Regions from separate parts of the Homo sapiens genome. Here all the other regions are linked to region 3. A link is a loop called in an ENCODE intact Hi-C map of the cell type or tissue named here. Cell type or tissue: K562. All regions are shown on one strand.

Evidence for each region. A loop is a pair of places that touch in the nucleus more often than their neighbours do. Peaks named below come from ENCODE experiments on the same cell type or tissue, not always from the same donor. Only the 100,000 strongest peaks of a DNase experiment are listed, where the experiment ranks them.
Region 1: a loop joins it to region 3, with 5 times the contacts of the local background. A loop is called at or near these places in 5 of 110 quality-filtered maps.
Region 2: a loop joins it to region 3, with 6 times the contacts of the local background. A loop is called at or near these places in 5 of 110 quality-filtered maps.

What each region holds. Positions count from the first base shown.
Region 1 is chr7:103,520,101-103,528,100 of GRCh38, reverse strand. It overlaps RELN (reelin), which reads left to right. Exons shown (of 65, transcript NM_005045.4): 47 at 4,570-4,710; 48 at 5,902-6,079. Among named protein-coding and RNA genes, the nearest start is that of SLC26A5, 78 kb to the right of the region's middle. In K562, a CTCF peak has its summit at 3,578 (motif pointing left); a DNase peak (open chromatin) is centred at 3,570.
Region 2 is chr7:103,570,591-103,578,590 of GRCh38, reverse strand. It overlaps RELN (reelin), which reads left to right. Exons shown (of 65, transcript NM_005045.4): 29 at 2,886-3,043; 30 at 4,292-4,499; 31 at 6,331-6,407. Among named protein-coding and RNA genes, the nearest start is that of SLC26A5, 130 kb to the right of the region's middle. In K562, a CTCF peak has its summit at 4,942 (motif pointing left); a DNase peak (open chromatin) is centred at 4,910.
Region 3 is chr7:103,443,269-103,451,268 of GRCh38, reverse strand. SLC26A5 (solute carrier family 26 member 5) reads left to right here and starts at 5,062. Exons shown (of 20, transcript NM_198999.3): 1 at 5,062-5,171. It overlaps SLC26A5-AS1 (SLC26A5 antisense RNA 1), which reads right to left and starts at 6,062. Exons shown (of 4, transcript NR_110141.1): 1 at 4,750-6,062; 2 at 4,601-4,652. RefSeq lists a silencer at 4,987-5,056 and an enhancer at 5,113-5,689. In K562, a CTCF peak has its summit at 3,934; DNase peaks (open chromatin) are centred at 3,948 and 5,058; H3K4me3 peaks cover 936 bases; H3K27me3 peaks cover 2,311 bases.

The DNA of each region.
Region 1 (8,000 bases), 77 kb before region 3:
TTTTATGTGGATGTATGTTTTCACTTTTCTTGGCTATATACCTAGGACTGGAATTCCTGGTAATTATGTTCAACATTTTGAGAAACTGACAACCTTTTACCCACAACAGCTGTACTCTTTTACATTCCCACCAGCAATGTAGAGGATTCTAATTTCCCCATATCCTTACCAGCACTTGTTATTGTCTTTTTGACTGTTGCCATCTTCATGGGTGTGAGGTTGTATCTCATTGTGGTTCTCATTGACATTTCCCTAAAGGCTGATGATGTTGGGCTTCTTATCCTGTGCTTATTGGCCATTTATATATCTTCTTTGGAATATTCTCCAACTTTGTCAAAGAAGATAGGTTAATACAAAGAAATAGGCTAGTGGAGGAAATTTTATGCAAAACATAAAGGAAGGGTCTTGGCTTGCAAGGCAAATAGACACACATTTTGAAATGGGCTGACATCACAGAGTCTGTTGCTCAAACACAGAGGGCCAGGGGCTTCAGCTCTGAAGCTGACACAGAAGTCAAGACACATATAGCTGCAACACATACAGCCTCCCATAGCTTAACAACTGTTCATATTTACAGGTAATGATAAGGGTAGGAAGATTTTGTGGAGGTTGCAGTGGAGTTTTGAAAGGTTTGCTTAATGAGAATACAAAGTAATCATGAACCAAGAGATCCTTGCCTTGTCTCAGTTTTGTTAGTGAATCAGTGTGAGACTTAGGTCACTGGGCGTCATCGTCGTCTTCGGTAGAATGGCATTGTTAGGCTAGATTTTCTAGGCTTAAATATTTTATGTATCTCTTTCGAAGTAAAAGATATTTCAGGGAAGGATGAAGAGGTTTAAAATATTATGTTCCTTTCAAAGGGCTTTTTCTCACGATGATGACGACAGTGAGGACTTCATAGGTAGATAGAGTCATTCTGAAGAAAAGAGCAAAAATGAAGACTCTGTAATGTGTAGTGAAATCTGTTAAAAGGTGCGGAGGTAGTGTAGGGAGAGATACCTGGGAGACCAGTGAGGGGAACCGTACTATTAACAGTAATATTTTAACTACTTAGCAATGGATATCTATTAAACAAAACTGATGTAACACTTACTACATACTGTAGATGGGAAAGAAATGGTATAACTCCACAAAAGAACCAAGAGGAGAGAGTTCAAGGATATGGAAAAATGAGAAATCTTCTCTGGGACCATTTTTCCCCCAACTCCGGGAAGTAGCAGCTGATGGTGGCCATCATTATAAAGATAAATGATAACACCTGCCGAGGAACTCCACCAAGACACTCGTAGTTCTTGGTAAACAAGAACTAATTAATTTTCACAACACCCTTGTGAGGCGGAAAGTAGCATCTTCCTGGTTTACTGACAGGGAAGCATCAGCACATAAACATAAGTGATGTAGCCCCTTCACACAGTGGAGCTCTGACAGGGCTGGGAATAAGAAGTCCTGGCAATTCAACTTCCAAACTCTCATTTTTAACTTATATTCCAGTTCTTAGTGAAAATGTTTCCTCTTCTTACAAATTAATATTGGATAGTATGTGTATCCTTGTTTGATGGGTACATAATTACTAGGTGTAGTTATTCCTAAGAATATGAAATCATCACATCTAAGAAGGGGCCTTAAAAATCATCTCATTTAACTCCCTTATTATACATGTTTAGTTACTCACCGTGGACATAGAACCTACTAGTGCCAGAGTACAAATGAAAGCCCTCACTTATCTTTGCTCCTGAGGGGCCAACTCCCATGTTAGTACATTTTTCATGTAGTTTCTTACTGTTTCCTCTTCTTTGAAATGCCAGAGAGTTGCACAAATTGAAAATGTCAGCATTGGAAGTCCCCATAAATGCTGTCAACTCCAACAATGCATCTGGCTCTTAAATCTTCCATACAGTTTCTCTAAGTGGTTGCCCACATTGTGATTAAACACAGCCAATGCTCAGAAAGCAACCACCTGCTAGGCAACCCATGCCACCTCTCGGCTGCCAGGAAGCTGTCTGCCCCCTTCAACAGCCATCAGATTACCACCCCTCCACAGCTGACACCAGGCCCTGCCCATCTACCCTACAGGACATCTCTTGTAGGGTGTTTTGATCTTCCTGGGCATCTTTATTGCTACCAACTTAATAGTGTTTCAGCAAATGTTTATGAAGCTCCATCTGTAGGTGCCAGCAACAATAAAATGATAAATAAGGAAAATAACAGGAAATTACATATGAATAGGCACTTTTAATACAAGGTGACGAGGGCTTTGGTGAAGTATGTGTAAGATATTAGGGGAACCAAGAAAGTTTATTACTTACCTACTATCTATAAGCACTGAGGATACAAACCAATATTCCCTAAGGGATACAGAGATATTCTCTGCCCTTCAGAAGCTTATAGTCTAAAAAAAAAAAAAACAGAATGAATATATAAATGTTGGCTCCGAGTAATTATGTGCTATGGAAATATGGTATTCCGCTATGTTAATTATAAGTTGTTGCTGCAGATAAACAGACATAACTGTAAATAAATTTAGATAAATTTAGTCATTAAAAATAATTTATCAGCAAAACCGCTGAGTTACACAGCTTACAGGGGTGAGTGCATTTCCACATTGCTTACTGTGAGAATGGAAGCCCCTGGATACGAACTTCCTGGACGTTTAGAACACCCACTAAGCTCTAGGTGCTGTCCATGAAGTCTACGATGTTGAACAAAAAGGAATCAACCCTGCTCTCCTTATAACTTACCATTCAAGGAAGAGACAGACATGTATCAAATATGTATGCAAATAAATGTATAACTATAACTGTGACAAATACTATAAGAGGAAAACAATAGTTTGCTATGAGAGAGAATAGCATGGAAGAAACATCATTTTAAAAGGGATCAGGAAGAAAATTTCTCTGTGAGGACCTGACATTTCCTCTGAGACCTGAAGGACACACAGAGGTTAACCAGGCAGAAAGAGAGAGAGGAAGGGAGGGAGAGGAAGAGAGAGAGACAGAGACAGAGAAAGAGAATATGTAGGCAGAAAGGTGGGAATGAGTTTGGTGTGCTTTGGCGCCTGAGGGGAGAAACAGTGCTCCAGAGGCGAGTGACCATGATGAGGGAGGGAAGCAGAGGCCCAGGTTCAGGCGGATATCAGGCAGGACCTTGTGGGCCAAGGAGGGGACTAGGGGTTTCGGTAAAATGCAGTAGAAAGTGACAGGAGTTTATTAGGCAGAGATCACTCTGCTGGGGGAACATGCCAAAGCTGGGGAGCAAGCAAAATTATGGAGAAACCAGTTTGTACATAGACGCTCAACAGACATGTATTGGACTGACCTCTTCATTTCAGGTGAAGATTTTAGTTCTAGTCTGTTTCTTCTCCATTTTCTAAACTTTATAGAAATATTTTCATTTGGAAAATGCAAACTCCTTCCTGTTGTTTGGTCTTTTGTCCTGCCTTAAACAGATATTCCTGAGTCAAATGATTAACGGTCTCTTAATGACAGAACATATATGGATCAATAAACACAAATGGTTTCCTCTAAAAGTCTTTTCATGTTCAATGCACTTGAGCCTCAGGCATTGCTTGGATTTTACTGCCATCTAGTGCCTCTGAAAACACGTGTGTTGTATTTTTGAGCAAGACACTCTCCAGAACTCCGTGAATGAGCAAATATATTTCTGCTTCTGGAATGGGAGAACCTCTGTTTTAGCTTTACTTATATCGCTTTTATATCAATGTAAAATAAGTCTGGTCTCATTTATTATGCTCTCTCTTTTTTTTCTCTGTACAATTTTCTCTGTCCAATTAGGGAGCAAGTGGGAAGCTGAAATCCAGCCCATGTTCTGTTCCCAAGCCAAATGCAGAGGGCTTGCGGCTGCTCGGAGATAGTCATCTTTTCTGATTTTGCACTTACAAGTTAGCAGCAGCTCTGGTGTCATTCCATGGTACTTCCCACACGAAATCCAAGGCTCACAGCTCCCCTGAGGCTTCCAGTTTTAGGATTCGTTTTTGTTTCTGACTGTCTGTTTTTTACAAGGCTCAGGAAGATCACTTGGCCAAATTGTATGATCAAACTATCACAGTTTGGTTGGTTTGGTTTGACTATAAACAATGTTTTCTGTAGAATATTGTAATAATGGCCAGCCAGGCACAGTGGCTCATGCCTGTAATCCCCGCACTTTGGGAGGCTGAGGTGGGAGGATCACTTTAGGTCAGGAGTTCAAGACCAGCCTGGCCAACATGGTGAAACTCTGTCTCCCCTAAAATACAAAAATTAACTGGGTGTTGTAGTGCATGCCTATAATCCCAGCTACTCGGGAGGCTGAGACATCAGAATTGCTTGAACCCAGGAAGTGGAGGCTGCAGTGAGCTGAGATGGTGCCACTGCGTTCCAGCCCGGGTGACAGAGCAAGACTCCATCTCAAAAAAAGAAAAGAAGAATATTGTAATAATGAATGTTCTTTTCAGAAAAGAAGTAGGAATGTACATGCTTTTGTGTTACACTTCTCCATGCACTTGTTCAAACATACTGGAACACATTTTCTTTTCCACAGCATCCTTCATTAAAATTCTCATCTTCTTCAAAGGTCCCAAGCCACTCGTTTCCGTTGGCATCAACCAGCTCCTTTTGACAAGCAGCAGACATGGGCAATAGATAATGTCTATATCGGGGATGGCTGCATAGACATGTGCAGTGGCCATGGGAGATGCATCCAGGGAAACTGCGTGTAAGTCGGTTTTTTTCTTCCTTCTGTTGAAAGCTCCTGATTCACATTCCATCTAGGAGATTTTTCTGTAACTGGTTTTTGAATCACTCCCATGCTTCCTTAAGTTATACATTTTTTTCTGAAATATGATCTTGAGCTAACTGTGAAGTTGATGGATACTGTATCTTCATTCTTGCTTAGAGATTAGGAACTGAACAATAGCTATCTTGTCAGGAGACAGATGAATTATAATTAACTATATTTTATTTCCTTCTGTGTTTCTGTGATACACTCGAGCCTTGAAAATAACATTAGAAAAGGTTCAGGAGTTCAGTAAGTTCTGACCAAAACTAATACATCATGAGTATTTTTCTCACTTAGGTCTGAATATATGTAAGGATATGCACTTGTCATTGTTTAATTTATATTGCTATGTTGTTTGCCTAAGAAAGTATGTAGATGTCTGGTCAATTTACCAGAGGTATTTGATGCACAGGCCTATTGTATTACTCTTAGAGAACCTCAGTATACTTGGAATAATTTAAATGAAGGTGTGGGGGTGTGTGTGTGTGTCTGTGTGTCTGTGTGAGATTATGCTGTTTAATGGGGAAGTATGAATGAAGATGCTTTCCCCATACACCTGGGAAGTCTTTTTTTGGCTAATGATTTTAGCCCATACCCAGGACGACCCTTGAGATCCCTGAGCTTCCCAGTCCTATATTCATATGCCCTTCCACCCTAAACAGGGAAGTCAGTCTTTTGGTAAGAAGTGACAGTTATTGCCCAAAGTATCTTCTGCTGTTAGCACCATGGCCCCTTGGATTCCTAAGTGGCTCAAAGCCTCTGTTAAAAAGACTAATTTTGTAAATTATTAGGACCCACCAGTTTACTTTGGCAGCTCCCATTGTTTATCAGCCCTTCAGAGCTGTGTGATATGAGATGGGCCTTTAGTAGATTCTTTGAAGTTGCTTCTTTCTCTCCACCTATAACCCTGAATCACTACCTTAGGAAATGTTAGAGTTAGTTAATTCATAGATTATTTGTAACCTAAAGTACAGTTAAGGAGAGCAGGTGTATTCTGGCAAGCTCTCTGAAAATCAGTAACTTTTCATCATCTTGGACTAGGAAAAGAGTAGTCTTCACTAATTTGAGAACAAGCTTGCAGGGGCTTTGTCTGATGTTGACTTTTCCTCTCTCTTGCTCTGCACCCAGCTGTGATGAACAGTGGGGTGGCCTGTACTGTGATGACCCCGAGACCTCTCTTCCAACCCAACTCAAAGACAACTTCAATCGAGCTCCATCCAGTCAGAACTGGCTGACTGTGAACGGAGGGAAATTGAGTACAGTGTGTGGAGCCGTGGCGTCGGGAATGGCTCTCCATTTCAGTGGGGTGAGTGTTTGGCTGCTGGTTACTCATTTCTGCTCTTCTTAAGTTCCTTCCAAATAGTTGACTCTCTTCTGAAGTTTAATGGGCAAATCAAGATGCAGGGTTAGTTACCCTAAATGTACAACCCTGATCTGAACTTGCAACTTTATACAAATCTTTATGCTATAAAGATAACTTTATACTATACTTTATACCAAGTAATTAGAAAATAAATATAGTATAACTTTATGCTATGCTTTATACTAAGGAATCAGAAAATATTAATCATTCCCAGGATTTTTCTACCACAAATCAGTTGAGACTATTTAATTATTCAGGGTAGTGTCAGCACAGGTCATATTTAAGTACATATTACAAAAGAATGTAAGTGAATGTTCATCTTGGAAAAGAGCACTTGTGCAATCTTCCATCTGCATGGAGCCCTTCTAATTGACAACTCCTGAGCTTGCAACAGATTTTGGATTTAAGGAGCCAAAAATCTGGAAAATGAGCTGTGATGGTTCCTGAATTTATTAAGAACAATGAATTATTTTTATAGGTTGTCCAGGAAAGAATAATTATTAGAAATTACTAGATATTTGTATGTGTAGCATATTATCTTGTGAGTGACAGCAGCAAGCTTGGAAACTTTCTTTGGGAAATTTTATAGTCACTCTACTTTTCTGCCAAAGGCGACTCTGTTTAAAATACAATTTCTTGTATACCATGATTAGATAGACAAATTAATGTTTTAAAATAACAAATTTGGCCGGGCGCGGTGGCTCACGCCTGTAATCCCAGCACTTTGGGAGGCCGAGGCGGGTGGATCATGAGGTCAGGAGATCGAGACCATCCTGGCTAACAAGGTGAAACCCCGTCTCTACTAAAAATACAAAAAAAAATTAGCCGGGCGCGGTGGCGGGCGCCTGTAGTCCCAGCTACTCGGGAGGCTGAGGCAGGAGAATGGCGTGAACCCGGGAAGCGGAGCTTGCAGTGAGCCGAGATTGCGCCACTGCAGTCCGCAGTCCCGCCTGGGCGACAGAGCGAGACTCCGTCTCAAAAAAAAAAAAAAAAAAAAAAAAAAAAAATAACAAATTTACTGCCAGCTCTTTATTTCCTTAGCATGCCCTACCTTAGAGTTTACATTTGTGCCAATGAAGTGTATTATTTATATTCAACATTTTAGCTCGAGTAGCAAGAAGGCATATAGCATGTAGGCTTTTTATAATCAGCAACACTGAGAAAGACTGCAGTGTTCAGGATACTTTTCCTCACTTAGAACTAAAAGTGAGTTTTTCACATATGTTCAACTAAAAAAAATCCGTATATCAACATTAAGAAATTAATACAGATGCCATTAAATTCTGCTAAAGTGTGAATTTAAAACATTACAGTAATTAGATTATCTGTATAATTATAAAATTTCCAGATGTAGCTATTTTTAAATTTCATATTAAAATAGTCATCTATTTACAGGCGCGGTGGCTCACGCCTGTAATCCCAGCACTTTGGGAGGCCGAGGTGGGCAGATCACCTGAGGTCAGGAGTTCAAGACCAGCCTGGCCAACATGGTGAAACCCCATCGCCATTAAAAATACAAAAATTAGCCGGGTGTGGTAGCACACAACTGTGGTCCCAGCTACTCGGGAGGCGGAGGCAAGAGAATCACTTGAACCCAGGAGATGGAGGTTGCAGTGAGCCGAGACTGCACCACTGCACTCCAGCCAGACTGTCTCAAAAAATTAAATAATAATAATCATAATAAAATGGTCATCTCAATATGCTATTTTCTTAGTGGTTGATTCATTTTTAAAAATCTAATAGTGTCTGAAAATAACTGGAGATAGTTTAATAAAAATAAAGGACAGTTATATTAGTTCCAGCTCTCATCTTGCTTATGAAAAAAAAACAGCCAAGGCAACTTGGAAATGTGTCCTGGGCTGCG
Region 2 (8,000 bases), 130 kb before region 3:
CATCAGGAACCAGGCATAACTTGGAGAAATGGAAATGAAGCAAAACGTGCTGAGGTCATGGCCAGTGAAATCTTTATTGCCTTGAGTTGCACCTTTCAACAAAAAACAAACTAGCAAAGATTGAAAGGGAAAAAGGAACCATCTCTTGCCCTTTCACTCTGAAATACAGTCTTCTATCTAGGACTCTAAGCTATGATTCACCATGTTCTGGACTTACCCTATTAACCAAATGATTAGTCTTTTGGTGTTTTTCTTTTTTAAATCTAAATAAGCGTTCCTTAGTACTGAGCTCCTGGGGTCTTTTACCGTCTCAAACATATAACAGTGCATTCTGCTTCTTGGGTCTATAGAAGCCTTAGGATCTATAACTGCAAACAAGGATACCTCCTCACTCTGGCCAAATCAGAACTTGATTCTCTTATAATAATAAAAACTATAAAAACTATAAGAGCCCAAGAATCAGAGACAGGTCAAAGGATTTCACTTGTCCTTCATTCACTATCAAATTGCCAAAACTTTTTCTAAAATTCTACCTAAACTTAGGATTCTTCAACCCTCTGAATTCTTCTGGGCCCAAATCTGAGCTGGCTTCTTCCATGAAATGGGGCAGCTGATGGAGAGATGCCCTCATCTTGCCCAGGTGAGAGAGCCTGAAGCTGGGGAAAGAAGTTTTCCTTTCTCTTTCATCACTTTCCTTACCACAGATGCTGTGGATCCATGTTTCTCTGGGTTCTATCATAGAAACATAAAAAAGAAGCAGCAAGCATGACTTCTAATCCAAGAGGACTTGTATTAGGGAATTGGCATGTTTTCCTCATTTATCACAGACATGCAGTCTATCTTTTGGAAGCGGCATAGAGGCCTTAACATTTTCCTTAAGAGTAGTTGACAAATGCTGGTGTACATTAATTCCATTTACTTCCTTCAAGAGGACAAATACCTTCAGAGGCTGAATAATGTTACAGCTCCAAGGGAAGGAATTTTCCCAAGGTCCGTGACACTAAGACAATTGTACTTTTTTTTTTTTTTTTTGCTTTTGCTTTGTTTTTCTAAACTTCTTTAATTCAATTCTTTTTACCTTAAAAAGAATAAGATCAATATATTTCAAATTAGCTGCAAAGGAAATACATTTGTATGTTCACCTTCCTCTTACACTGAAACGGGGGCTTGGGGCTTACGTTAATAGGCAATTATCTCTGAACATTTTTAAACCTAATAAACAACATTACTGGCTACAGTTTATAAAGTTGCCATGAGTAGGTAACTTAAAATAATGAAGGGGGGAAAAAAGCCAAGGTTATGGTTCATTGCTGCCAAATTTCCAAAGCCACTTGAAGAGCCAAAAAGAAATCCATTCTGATCTTGCCATGTTATCCTCACAATAATAGAGGGGAGAGGGAGCTGTCTTTATCTACAGTTGTCCTTAACAACCTTCATTAATCTTTAAGATTCTTTATCCTTGTGTACTAAGAAGCTGGATTAACTCAAAAGTCTATAAATATTGGCAGCAAAATAAATTGGAATGTGGATACACCAATACATCTTCATCCTTTGATTATAGCGGAACTGAGAAGGAAGAGATAGTTCCCTGGTATGAAATTATAGGAGTGTGTGTACATATGTGTGTGTGTGTGTGCGTGTGTGCACGTGTTTCCATATGTTGGAAAAGAAAAGATGTATTTTAAAAATTGGAAAGCAATTGGGACAAATTTTAGTTTGGCAACCTCAAAACTATTGGCAACCTCAAAACTGGGCAGTAGCCCAGCCCACTAGTGTTCCAGGGTTTTGAAGTACTGGGACTAGGTCCTTCTTTTGTTCTTTGGCAGTTAAAACTGGTGTTTGTGATTTAAAGATGAGAGATGAAGAGGAAAGGAGGGAAGGCGCAGGTGAATAGAGCTGTCGGTACAAACTTAACTCTTCCCTGCCTGAAGCATGTCAATAGCAAATAGCCAGAGTTCCCTTATCTGTCCTAAGAAAGACAGATTGTTTCAAACATTCCCAAACAGCCTCTTCTGCAGATATCCATAAACTGAGTGTGATAGAAGGGTGAAATATTAATTGAGTAAAATAATGGAATATCTATCTGGATTTTATTATTAAAAGAGCAGAAGGTGAGAAAATATTCAAACATTTATGCTGAAAAAGAAATCAATCTGCGCATGGTGGCTCACATCTGTAATCCCAGTACTTTGGGAGGCTGAGGCGGGCAGATCACATAAAGCCAGGAGTTTGAGACCAGCCTGGCCAACGTAGTGAAACCTCATCTCTACTAAAAATACAAAGATTAGCTGGGCATTGTGGCATGTGCCTGTAATCTCAGCTACTCGGGAGGCTGAAGCACGAGAATTTTTTTTTTGAGACGGAGTCTCGCCCTGTCACCCAGGCTGGATGGAGTGCAAAGGTGCGATCCCAGCTCACTGCATCCTCTGCCTCCCTGGTTGAAGCAATTCTCCTGCCTCAGCCTCCCAAGTAGCTGGGACTACAAGCACGTGCCACCACGCCCGGCTACTTTTTCTATTTTTAGTAGAGACAGGGTTTCACCGTGTTAGCCAGGATGGTCTCAATCTCCTGACCTTGTGATCCGCCCACCTCGGCCTCCCAAAGAGAATCTCTTGAACCTGGAAGGCGGAGGTTACAGGGAGCTGAGATCACCCTACTGCACTCCAGCCTGGTTGACAGAGCAAGATGCTGTCTCAAAAAAAGAAAAAAAAGAGAGAGAGAGAGAAAGGTCTGAGAGACAGCTTATGAAGGTTAAGTGCAGTCAAGCAGACATGACTTTCAAATAAATATTAAGTCTCTGTTGAGTTTTTCTGAATTTTTCTATATTCCAATGCTTTGATATGAGATGTTGGTACAAGAAACAGGTGTGTTGTTTTTCCCAACAGCAAGACCAGATTCCGATGGATCCAGGAGAGCAGCTCACAGAAAAACGTGCCTCCATTTGGTTTAGATGGAGTGTACATATCCGAGCCTTGTCCCAGTTACTGCAGTGGCCATGGGGACTGCATTTCAGGAGTGTGTTTCTGTGACCTGGGATATACTGGTAAGGCTAAATACATGTGTCTGAGGGTTTTATTGTAAAATAGTCATCTCTAGTTGCTGTGTTTCATGTTATTCTCCCAAAGAAATAAATTCTGAATTTATTCCTCTTTAAGTCTAGGAATTGTAGGAATTCACAACCCAGGCACATGAGGTGCTAGGATATTTTGTAGTTTTGAGCTGCTCCAAAAAGGAAACATACTAATACAAATTTCATTTCCTAAAGAGGATTTGTTTATTATTCATAGCAATAATAATTAATACTGCTTGAGGTCCTACTTCATGCCAGACATTGAGGTTCTTTTTATTTCATCCCCTTTAATTCTAACAATAACTCTGTCATAGTACTGTAAACCCTATTTATATTTAAGGAAACTGAGGCACAGAGAGATTTAATAACTATCCCAAGATCATTCAGCTGGGAGTTGCTGGAGCTGAGTATCAAACCCTGGCAGTCATTCTCCAAAACCCAAACCCAAGCTCTTAACCACATGCTGCATGGCTGCATGGCCTCTGTGAGCCCTCTACATCACTATAGGAAACGTTATTTTTTACATTTAAAATAAAAATGCATCTTAGGATAAACCCAAGTCTGCCAAAAGAGTACTTTACAAAAAAAGTATCTCTGAGCACAGTGACCTTTGGATGTTGCTGCAAGCAAAAATGAAAAGAGCTGAGATTAAAGAGGAAAATTGGAGAAAATATTATAAGCTTCAAAATCTTTTTTTTTATTATTTTTCCTGGAGACAACTTCAAAAGGCTTCTTCCCAGCTTTTCAGTATCCCAGCCTTCATCTGGCACGTGACCAAAGACAAACATATGTTGTTGCAGGCCTTCTATGGAGAGTGCTGTCACTCACAGTTTCAAGGATTTTTTTTAAATTTGAGACTGACTGCCCCTATTGATCCTAGAATAGAAGGATAACAAATGAGCAAGTTTTATTGTGGATGAAATCTGTTTCTCAGTTTACACAAATCCTCAGTAGCAGGAACTACGAAAAGGTATGGTTCCCAATGTCTTCCCAATGTCTGTCTCTATTAAAAAATAAAAATTTACAGAGGCAGAATAGTGTTTTTGATGATGGTAGTGATGGCTGTCTTTCAGACCGACAGTTGTGAGATACAAATTTTCATGTGGCCTCTCTCCCTAATGTTAATCCCTATGGACATTCTTCCTTTGCCCATGTGTTGAATAGACCTCGTTTTGAATGATTCCAACAAAGCATCTCTCCTCTCTATTTCTTTTTCTGAAGCTGCACAAGGAACCTGTGTGTCAAATGTCCCCAATCACAATGAGATGTTCGATAGGTTTGAGGGGAAGCTCAGCCCTCTGTGGTACAAGATAACAGGTGCCCAGGTTGGAACTGGCTGTGGAACACTTAACGATGGCAAATCTCTCTACTTCAATGGCCCTGGGAAAAGGGAAGCCCGGACGGTCCCTCTGGACACCAGGAATATCAGGTAACAAGTATTAACTGGTATACTTTTTCACAAACATATTATTTACCACACGATGTAGTCTAACTTAAAACATTCTGTTCTGTTATTGGGAATATATACAATAATGTTTCTGTATATAGATTATGATATGTAAAAATGAAGATAACTTTAGCTTTGGAATAAAATAGGTGGTTTCTACAAAGACCATGCTGCAATTCATAAATCCATGTGTGGTCATCACCAAGGCCTGTGTGTCTAGGGTATGCCAGCTTGATTTTCTGAAGTTTGATATTATTATGAAAACCATTTGGTATTATTCTTAGCATGTGCCGTGTGAAACAAAGATTTTTCCAACCTTACATTCTATGTCTGAAATTGATGCGTCCTCATTTATCTAAGTTGATTTGTATTCACTTATTGAAAATGGTCCCCAGAAATTTTAAATGCCTACACTGACACCTACTGGTAAAATAAAGAACTGTTTGGTTTTTAAGATCAAATGAAATAATAGCACACCTAAAATAAAACTGCTTTTTAAAAGAGCAATTAAATTATTTGAGAAGTGGAAGAAAGGAAATAGAGAAAATGTTTAAAATTTTTAGACCTCCTCACAAAATCTGGGGTCCTGTGTCATATTTTTCCTTCCTTCAATTTCCTTCCCTTTCCATCTGCATTGTTCTCTCAGAGGTGTGCCTGTCAAGCAGGTACTCTCTGTCAGTCGCTATGGACTGAGGCATAATTTACATCGTACTGACTGAAGGCCTGCTGTGAAAAATTTAGCCAAGTGAGTCTAAATCAGCAACTGACAGGTAATTATCTGACTCTAAACAAATATGGTATTCAGCTTCTTAAGTTAGATTTTTCCTCATCTTGGCTGGATGCGGTAGCTCACACCTGTAATGCCAGCACTTTGGGAGACTGAGGCAGGTGGATCACTTGAGGTCAGGAATTCAAGACCAGCTCCTGGCCAACATGGCAAAACCCTGTCTCTACTGAAAATAGAAAAATTAGCCGGGTGTGGTGGCGCATGCCTGTAGTTCCAGCTACTCAGGAGGCTGAGGCAGGAGGATCGCTTGGGCCCAAGAGGCAGAGGTTGAAGTGAGTCAAGATCGCGCCACTGCACTCCAGCCTGGGCAACAAATGCCTAACGTAGATGACAGGTTGATGGGTGCAGCAAACCACCATGGCATGTGTATACCTATGTAACAAACCTGCACGTTCTGCACATGTATCCCAGAAACTAAAGTATAATTTTAAAAAATCTTCATCTTGAGTTTCCAAGGATAGTGTTAACTAGATTTAAGGAATTTCCATTTTTGTAATTCCATTAAATTATAACAGACTGTATTTTTAGTAGAGACGGGGTTTCACCGTGTTAGCCCCGTCTCTACTAAAAATACAAAAGGAAATTAGCCAGGCGTGGTGGCGGGCACCTGTAGTCCCAGCTACTCGGGATGCTGAGGCAGGAGAATGGCGTGAACCTGGGGGGCGGAGCTTGCAGTGAGTCGAGATCACGCCACTGCATTCCAGCCTGGGCAACAGAGCAAGACTCCGTCTCAAAAAAAAAAATAAATTATAACAGACTGTCACAATGAAGTGATATTCAACGGTTTCCTTTTGTTTAGCTCATTATTACAGAATAAAATGAATGGTCATATTAATTAACTTCTTCTAAATGGTTACAGAATTAACTTACTATAATTTATGTATTTTCTGCTTCTCATATGCCCTTTGAGTTTGAAAGTAGTACTTAATAAATACAGGAGGGTTTTTTTCTAATGTGTCAAAACGCTAATGCTTACAGCTCTTCTGAACTCTTGTTTGTAAGTAAACTAAAGTTTTTATTCCCCAGACTTGTTCAATTTTATATACAAATTGGAAGCAAAACTTCAGGCATTACCTGCATCAAACCAAGAACTAGAAATGAAGGTAAGCTGCTGTATTTCCATGGAAATTACAGTTACTATTGGCAGATTAGTCCTTTATCCTCCCAAAGTTTGGCCAGGATTTTGAAAACTGATACATTACCCTGAATCATTCCTTCTCTTCTCTTCTGCTTTGTAGAATCGGTGGCTGCACAGAGCCAAGATCTCTAAGATTTCTTGTACAGATCCTTAGGCCTGAAATATATCATGTCTGCTCTGGGTGTAGGCAGAATCAAAGTGCCATTTGTTTTAGGGAACCCTATTCCTTTATACTATCCGCAGGGAGGCACAAAAAAAAATCCCAAAACAATAGCAGAGACTCTTACATATAGCATGGAAGCTAGAGACTTGTTTGCATAGGGCATTACTGAATGCAGATCAAAGTCTACTTCGGCCCATAAACTTATATTCCGGGCAGACCAGAATCCTTGTGTAGGAGGAGCAGTTCTTGGCAATAATAAATGTTATCTTTTACTGAGACTTATTATATGCAAGACACTATCCCACGTGTTTTACTGGTGTTAATTCATTTTATTTCCAGCATACCCTTTTGCCATAAGTAATATAATTAGTTCTATTTTGCAGATGTAGAAACTGAGGCACCGAAAGGTCAAGTAACCTGCCCATGATCATGCACTAAATAAGTGGATGAGCAGGGATTCAAACCACTCACACTGGCTCCAGAATGTATGCCATAACCATCATACTATACTGCTTCTCTCCTTGCACTGAACTCCACCCTCCCTAGGCACTCATACCATCTTCTGCCTCAAATGATTCAGTTCTGAAAGAAATGCAAAAGGCTTGAAGCATAGGTGGCCTCTGGGAGCTCTACAGATATGATATAATTCCTTAGGGGACCTTGAATGTGAACTGACTCCTCACACAAAATTCATAGGTTTCTCAGATGCATCCTCCTCCAAACCGTGGTCTCAGCAACATGTAAAGAGTTTGCACCTTCTAAGTTTGTTAATATCTCAGTATGACTGTGTAAAACACATTGGCTTAAACAATACCTATTAGTCAGTAGAGCTACCAACAGCTGTGTTCATCAGCTCTCCATTTCCTTGGCCATATTATCACTAACTGAAAGGTTTAATAACTTTTTCTGAATATCTTAGTACTTTTAGTCTAGTAATTATCCAAGTCATCTATTTACTGAAGCAGTATAGAAGCTTTTATAGACCATTTTTGCATTCCCTAATCTCTTCAATAAATATTTATTAAGAATCTGTTCTAAGCCAGACATTGTTCTAGGTGCTTTTATTGATACAATATCACCAAAAGACATATGTCCCTCATCATGAGGTAGGTTATGCTGCAATAATAATAATAAACCTCTAATAATAATAAACCTCTAAATATCAGTGGGCTAAATAAAATGATTTCTCCCCTGTGCTACATTTTCTTCATGGGTCATCCGAGGTCCTCATTCCAGCACCCAGAATAATAAGGTGGCTGCTGCGTAGATTCTGGATGTTGCCAGCCATGTGACAGAGGGAAAGAGAAAGTGTGGTGAAGGGAAAAGAAGCGTAAACCTACCATGTGCTAGAGAGTGAAGAACCAGTGGGGCACTAATGACCACCTAAGGGTAGAT
Region 3 (8,000 bases):
ATAGCAAGACTAATAAAGAAGAAAAGAGAGAAGAATCAAATAGATGCAATAAAAAATGATAAAGGGGATATCACCACCAATCCCACAGAAATACAAACTACCATCAGAGAATACTATAAACACCTCTGCGCAAATAAACTAGAAAATCTAGAAGAAATGCATAAATTCCTCGACACATACACCCTCCCAAGACTAAACCAGGAAGAAGTTGAATCTCTGAATAGACCAATAACAGGCTCTGAAATTGATGCAATAATTAATAGCTTACCAACCAAAAAAAGTCCAGGACCAGATGGATTCACAGCCGAATTCTACCAGGGGTACAAGGAGGAGCTGCTACCATTCCTTCTGAAACTATTCCAATCAATAGAAAAAGAGGGAATCCTCCCTAAATCATTTTATGAGGCCAGCATCATCCTGATACCAAAACCTGGCAGAGACACAACAAAGAAGGAGAATTTTAGACCAATATCCCTGATGAACATCGATGCAAAAATCCTCAATAAAATACTGGCAAACCGAATCCAGCAGCACATCAAAAATCTTATCCACCATGATCAAGTGGGCTTCATCTCTGGGATGCAAGGCTGCTTCAACATACACAAATCAATAAACGTAATCCAGCATATAAACAGAGCCAACAACAAAAACCACATGATTATCTCAATACCTGCAGAAAAGACCTTTGACAAAATTCAACAACCCTTCATGCTAAAAACTCTCAATAAATTAGGTACTGATGGGACGTATCTCAAAATAAGAGCTATCTATGACAGACCCACAGCCAATATCATACTGAATGGGCAAAAACTGGAAGCATTCCCCTTGAAAACTGGCACAAGACAGGGATGCCCTCTCTCACCACTCCTATTCAACATAGTGTTGGAAGTTCTGGCCAGGGCAATCAGGCAGGAGAAGGAAATAAAGGGTATTCAATTAGGAAAAGAGGAAGTCAAATTGTCCCTGTTTGCAGATGACATGATTGTATATCTAGAAAACCCCATCGTCTCAGCCCAAAATCTCCTTAAGCTGATAGGCAACTTCAGCAAAGTCTCAGGACACAAAATCAATGTGCAAAAAATCACAAGCATTCTTATACGCCAATAACAGACAAACAGAGAGCCAAATCATGCGTGAACTCCCATTCACAATTGCTTCAAAGAGAATAAAATACCTAGGAATCCAACTTACAAGGGATGTGAAGGACCTCTTCAAGGAGAACTACAAACCACTGCTCAATGAAATAAAAGAGGACACAAACAAATGGAAGAACATTCCATGCTCATGGGTAGGAAGAATCAATATCGTGAAAATGGCCACACTGCCCAAGGTCATTTACAGATTCAATGCCATCCCCATCAAGCTACCAATGACTTTCTTCACAGAATTGGAAAAAACTACTTTAAAATTCATATGGAACCAAAAAAGAGCCCGCATTGCCAAGTCAATCCTGAGCCAAAAGAACAAAGCTGGAGGCATCATGCTACCTGACTTCAAACTATACTACACAGTAACCAAAACAGCAAGGTACTGGTACCAAAACAGAGATATAGACCAATAGAACAGATCAGAGCCCTCAGAAATAACGCCGCATATCTACAACTATCTGATCTTTGACAAACCTGACAAAAACAAGATATGGGGAAAGGATTCCCTATTTAATAAATGGTGCTGGGAAAACTGGCTAGCCATATGTAGAAAGCTGAAACTGGATCCCTTCCTTACACCTTGTACTAAAATTAATTCAAGATGGATTAAAGACTTACATGTTAGACCTAAAACCATAAACACCCTAGAAGCAAACCTAGGCAATACCGTTCAGGACATAGGCATGGGCAAGGACTTCATGTCTAAAGCACCAAAAGCAATGGCAACAAAAGCCAAAATTGACAAATGGGATCTAATTAAACTAAAGAGCTTCTGCACAGCAAAAGAAACAATCATCAGAGTCAACAGGCAACCAAAAGAACGGGAGAAAATTTTTACCATCTACCCATCTGACAAAGGGCTAATATCCACAATCTACAAAGGACTTAAACAAATTTACAAGAAAAAAACAACCCCATCAAAAAGTGGGCAAAGGATATGAACAGACACTTCTCAAAAGAAGACATTTACACAGCCAACAGACATATGAAAAAATGCTCATCATCACTAGTCATTAGAGAAATGCAAATCAAAACCACAATGAGATACCATCTCATGCTAGTTAGAATGGTGATCATTAAAAAGTCAGGAAACAACAGATGCTGGAGAGGATGTGGAGAAACAGGAAAGCTTTTATGCTGTTGGTGGGAGTGTAAATTAGTTCAACCATTGTGGAAGACAGTGTAGTGATTCCTTAAGGATCTAGAATTAGAATTACCATTTGACCCAGCAATCCCATTACTAGGTATATACCCCAAGGATTATAAATCATTCTACTCTAAAGACACATACACATGTATGTTTATTGCAGCACTATTCACAATAGCAAAGACATGGAACCAACCCAAATGCCCATCAATGATAGACCGGATAAAGTAAATGTGGCACATATACACCATAGAATACTATGCAACCATAAAAAAGGGTGAGTTCATGTCCTTTGCAGGGACATGGATGAAGCTGGAAACTGTCATTCTCAGCAGACTAACACAAGAACAGGAAACCCAACACCTCATGTTCTCACTCATAGGTGGGAGTTGAACAATGAGAACACCTGGACACAGGGAGGGGAACATCACACACTGGGGCCTGTCGGAGGTGGGGGGCTAGGGGAGGGATAACATTAGGAGAAATTCCTAATGTAGATGACGGGTTGATGGGTGCAGCAAACCACCCTGGCACTTGTATAGCTATGTAACAAACCTGCACATTCTGCACGTGTATCCCAGAACTTAAAGCATAATAAAAGAAGGAAGGCAAGGAAGGAAGGAAGGAAAGGAAGGAAGGAAGGAAAGGAAGGAAGGCAGGCAGGCAGCCAAGAACATGTAAACAAATATCTGTGGCTTTACAAAAACACAGGAAGAATAGATGAGAAATCATGACATTGTTTACTCACACAGGATTGGCTAGAATGTGTGGAACAAAGGAGGGAAGAAAATTCCCTGAGTATACGTTTTCAGATCTTTTTAATATTCTTTAATTTTTTCTTTTATCCGCTTTTAAGTTCTGGAGTACATGTCCAGGATGTGCAGATTTATTACACAGGTAAACGTGTGTCATGGTGGTTTGCTGCACAGGTCAACCCCATCACCTAGGTATTAAGGTCTAGCATCCACTAGCTGTTCTTCCTGATACTCTCCCTAATATTCTAATACCAAATAAATGTAATTAAGCCAGCAAGGATGGGAAGGGGGTAGGGGGTGGGGAAGACTCATATTAAAAGCAAACTCATCTCTAAACCAGAAATAATAGCAATATCTATACAAGTAAATACATGTACTCAGAACAGTGCCTACTACATGTAAACACTGAACAGGTGTTAGCAACATTGCCATTATTGTGTTAGTATATTAGGTACCTGGTGCTACCGGCAAAACCAGTTTATCATCCAACTGTCTCCAGTGTTGCTACTCAAAGTTTGGTCCTCCAGTAGCCTATCAGGATCACCCAGGGGCCTGTTAGAAAGGCACATCTCAGACCCCACCCCAGACCTACTGAATCAGAATCTGCGTTTTTAACGGGATCCGCAGGTGATTCCTATGCACATTAAAGTGTAAGAAGTACTGGGCTACAGACAGGTATGTGACAAAATAATTTCATAGGATGGCAAAGGCCAAGTGGCAAATGAAGGACACCAGAAATGCACGTCCCAGGAGCCCAACTCCTCCTTAGTAAATTACCCTATTAAGATTTGTTTAGAGATGTTCAAAAGCGTGGAGAAAAGCAAATTTGGTTTCCTCAGCTAGGGACGCGGAGAGTGGTCTGGTGCCCTTGAAGAGATCGCCCTCGTGTGGAGTAGGGAGGGAATCTCTAGCCTTTCCTCTCGGATGAAGAACAGCACCAGCGCTCCCAGCCAAAGGCCTGGCCCAGGTTCTGGAGGTGGGGTCTCCTTGGCAGAAGCCTCTGGTGTCTGCAGGCGTGCATTTACAGCTTTAAGACCAAACAGCTAGTCCGCCACGTGTCACTACAGTGTGCACGCGCAGAAATGCACAAAGCAAAAAAAAAAAAAAAGATGCTCTTAATGAACCAACTATAATCCTTGCTAAGGCATAAAGCCAGAGGGAAGTATGTATCTGAAATCATTTTCTACCCCTCACCCTCTTGGAGCCCGGCACTCTGGCTGCGGTGCTCTCTTGTATCCCAGTTGCTAGATGCAAAACAAGCTATTTCCTATCTAATTTTTTTTTTTAAGAGACGGAGTCTCGCTTTGTTGCCCAGGCTGGTCTCAAACTCCTGGACTCAAGCAATTCTCCCAGCTTGGGGTAACGTGTTACATTATTCTACTTAATAAAAAGCAAAAGTTGTTTTATAAATTCTAACTTAAATGCCCAGAAAATAACTTATCATGCATTGCCTTGTCGTGCAATAGTCAATATTTGCAAACCAAGTGTTAACCAAAGGCAGTTCATCAAAGATTTTTGAAAATTAAAAAAAAAAAAAAACTCATACTCACATTGTCCTCAGGATTTCCTGTTTTCGAAATGTTCCTGTACGAATCGGAGTCTCTATAATGATTGTAATTGAAAAGATAAGTCAGGTTTTTTGTGTTTTTTTTTCATTTTAAAATCATAATACGCAATGTTTTCCACTTGAACGCTATACCTTGTGTATTGTGCTTGCTTCAGCCTCGAGCCTCTACTGATGTTCCACCTCAAGGCGACAGGAATGCCACCTGGAGAAACTCCTGGGCGGTATGGGAAGAAAGCCGGTCTCATCAGAGTATATTTGCGGGGATCGACGACCAAGGTGTTAAATTCCAAGCACGCTTTGGAAAGTTCTAGGTGCTTGGGAAGAGATCCGTAGGCGGCAGGGATGCCCGCGCCCCGGCGTCCCAGCGCGGAGGGTGGCGGCGGGGCCTGGCCCTAGCGGGGCGGGGCGGGCTCGGGTTACCGGGAGTCGCGGGGCGCGGCCGGCACTGCCCGCGGCGCCTCCTCCTAGAGCCGCACCTGGAGGCAGCGCGCGCGTCGAAGAGGCAGCGGCTGTGGAGCGCGGCGGGGCGGCTCCGCCCAGGGCAGCCCGGGCTGGTGAGTGCGCGCGGGCGGCCGCGGGGCCGGGGGTCGCGGTCCCTCGGGAGGGGACTGAGCTGAGGCCCGCGGGCCCACCCGAGCAGGGGCCCTCGCTGTCACCGCCTCTGCCCCTGTCTCCCAGGCCCCATGTCGCGCTTTTTCCCTAAACGAACCGGTGACAGGGCTGACCTGCCCGCACTCTGCTGGTCCCTACGCCGGGAAGGAGAAAGTCTCACGAAGCTCTTTCCTTTGCAACCCCTGTCCCCTTGCCCTCTGCAGCTCCACACAGCATTTTTACTTCCCGTTTGCCTCCTCGAATCCCTTCGGTGCTAATCCAGCCCTTCGCCGTTTCCAGTTTGGGTCTGGCCTGTTTGTATCCAAATCGAATTACACAAAACCAGGCCCTCAGTTCTGCCTCTGGCCCTCTTTCCGGAGACGGGCCCTGCCTCCTCCTGTGCCGGGCTGGGCTTGCCCGGCATTGGCCGCCCGGAGCTCCCAGGGAGCAAGGCTGTGGTCCCGAAACTGGGCCCTCCGCTCAGCGCCGGGCAAGGCTCAAACCCCGGGTCTCTGACTTATCCGGTCACGAAGGGACTGCTCAGAGCCTAACAGCCCTAAAATTTGGTATTGGCCCCCTCCCGGGAAATCCTTCTCCCTACCAATCAGGCATCGCGGCAGGTGCTCTGCCATCATAGAGGCTCTGACACGCTGAACTCTCGAAGCTCGCGGCAGTGTTTATTTTTAGGAGAGATTTAGTTGATCGGGAACCAATTGACTTGGTTGACTGCCTCATCTAGTGCGCACCTGGGCCGGGCCCCGCCGGGAAGGCGTGCTGGACGTTCTCAGTGAGCTCCGAGACCTACAGAAGAAACAGCTGCAAGGATCCGATCAGCTAGCTGTGAAGAAAGCCTCAGATACGCTGTGGGGTGGGCAAAATTCTTTTCCTAGCTTCGATGAGTACTGTGGATTCTAGAATTTAAACAACATTCATGGAGACTCTTAAAACAACAAAAAATATCAACTTTTTGCGGGCACAGACTGAGATTTAGCTTTTTCCTATCTGAAAACTGAACAATGTGCACTAGATATAAATGTATTATCTAAAGTTTAGGAATTTACAGCATAGAAATGCAGGGGAATTCGGAGTATGCAATACGAAGTATCAACCTTTTTGAAAATGAAATTTAAAATGTATTTTTGTCAGGCATTCCTTCTAATTACGGTAGTATTGCTTTGTATCAGAAGACTTTCAGGCAAAGGACAGGAGGGAAGAGAGAGAAATTCAAACTAATTTGCATTAGAAAGAAACTTAGGGTGAAGAATTGCCTAGGTAAGGTTGCTATAGCTCATATCTTAAGTGCACTCTTGGAAAGCTTTCTAGTCTATTAGGTAACACCTGAAGCCCCAATTCTCTTATGTAGCATTTCTTTTTTTCTCTCTTTAACTACTCTGAAACTATACAGAGTTACACGTTCCTCATTAATTTATGAGTGAAACCAAAAGAATTGACTCAATCCAACAAGTATTTGAGTGCTTTTCGCATAGAGGCGCTTTGCTAAGAACAGAAGAATGGAAGACTGAGGAAGTTTCTAACAATCAATGGATTGCCTTGTGAGGTGTAGATGCAGGTGTGCACTGCCTATTTAATTGACGATCAAAGTCAGTTGAGTTTTCATCTCATTCTAAATATCATGTGTTGCCCCCTGGTATCTTAATTTTTCTACCGTTGCAGGTAGTCTGCATTTTAGTAACCCAAGTGAAACAGTTTTCTAGGGAAATCATGATAAATAGGAAGCACGTCCGTATTCCCAGGTGTTCTCATTATCATTAAGTTAATAAAGTTAAGAAAAATAAGATGATGATTTTCCTTTCTTTTGGTTTCAAACTAGTGAAATCTTGCACAAAAGACACAGCATGGATAAATTTAATCATTTTGTGACTCAGAGTACATTTTATGTAAGTCCATTCTGTTGGAGGATAGATCCAATTTCATGAACTCTTTTAATCCTTCTTTTGAAGACTAGTTCCAGGACCAACTTCATAAAATGTTTTATTGTAGGTACCAACAACTATCAACATCATTATCTTCTCCCCACCTTCACCCTTGAAAACAATTGTATTCTAGAGGATTATGAAGGAGGGGACAGGACTCTTTCAAAATCTGGAGGACACTAGGGACTTACCCCAGAAAAAAAATAAAAAAGCTCACCCATTCAAAATCTTGTACACCTTTCAGAGGATTCCTGGTGCCCAGGTTATGAAAGCTCACTTCAGAACGGGTCAGCGAATTAGTCAGAGGATAGGTAGATGGAGGGAAAGGGAAATGAAGCAATGTGGGTAAATTCACAAACTGAGTGGATATGACTTAATTTACTTTCAAATAGAATAAATACATGGCCCCTTGAGTAAGTATTCTGTGAATGGGAAGGAATAATTGTATTCTTTGTAAAAGACTGAAGACAGATTAGCCTAATTAAGTTTTTAATTGATCAAGATCAACTCTTATCTTGAACATTATGAGTCTCTCATTTTTCTACTTTTCTTGCTCTTTTCAAGGCAACTGCTCTAAGAGGATTTGCTCCCACTACTGATGATGCCCCATTCTGGACACAATTTCTCATATGCAAACTTGTATTCATGAATTGCTACATATGGGAATGGCTGAGTTCAAAAATTGAACTATATCTTTCTCACATCCTAGCAGTTCACCCTTAGGAAGAAGATATAATTATATATAATTAGTCTATCGCATGTAAGCCACTGTGATAGCAGTAGCTGTGCCTTGGAAGGGAGTGGGTTGGTATTAGGAATGAAAGGAGAGCGTTAAGAAATATTTTGGACATAGCTTCT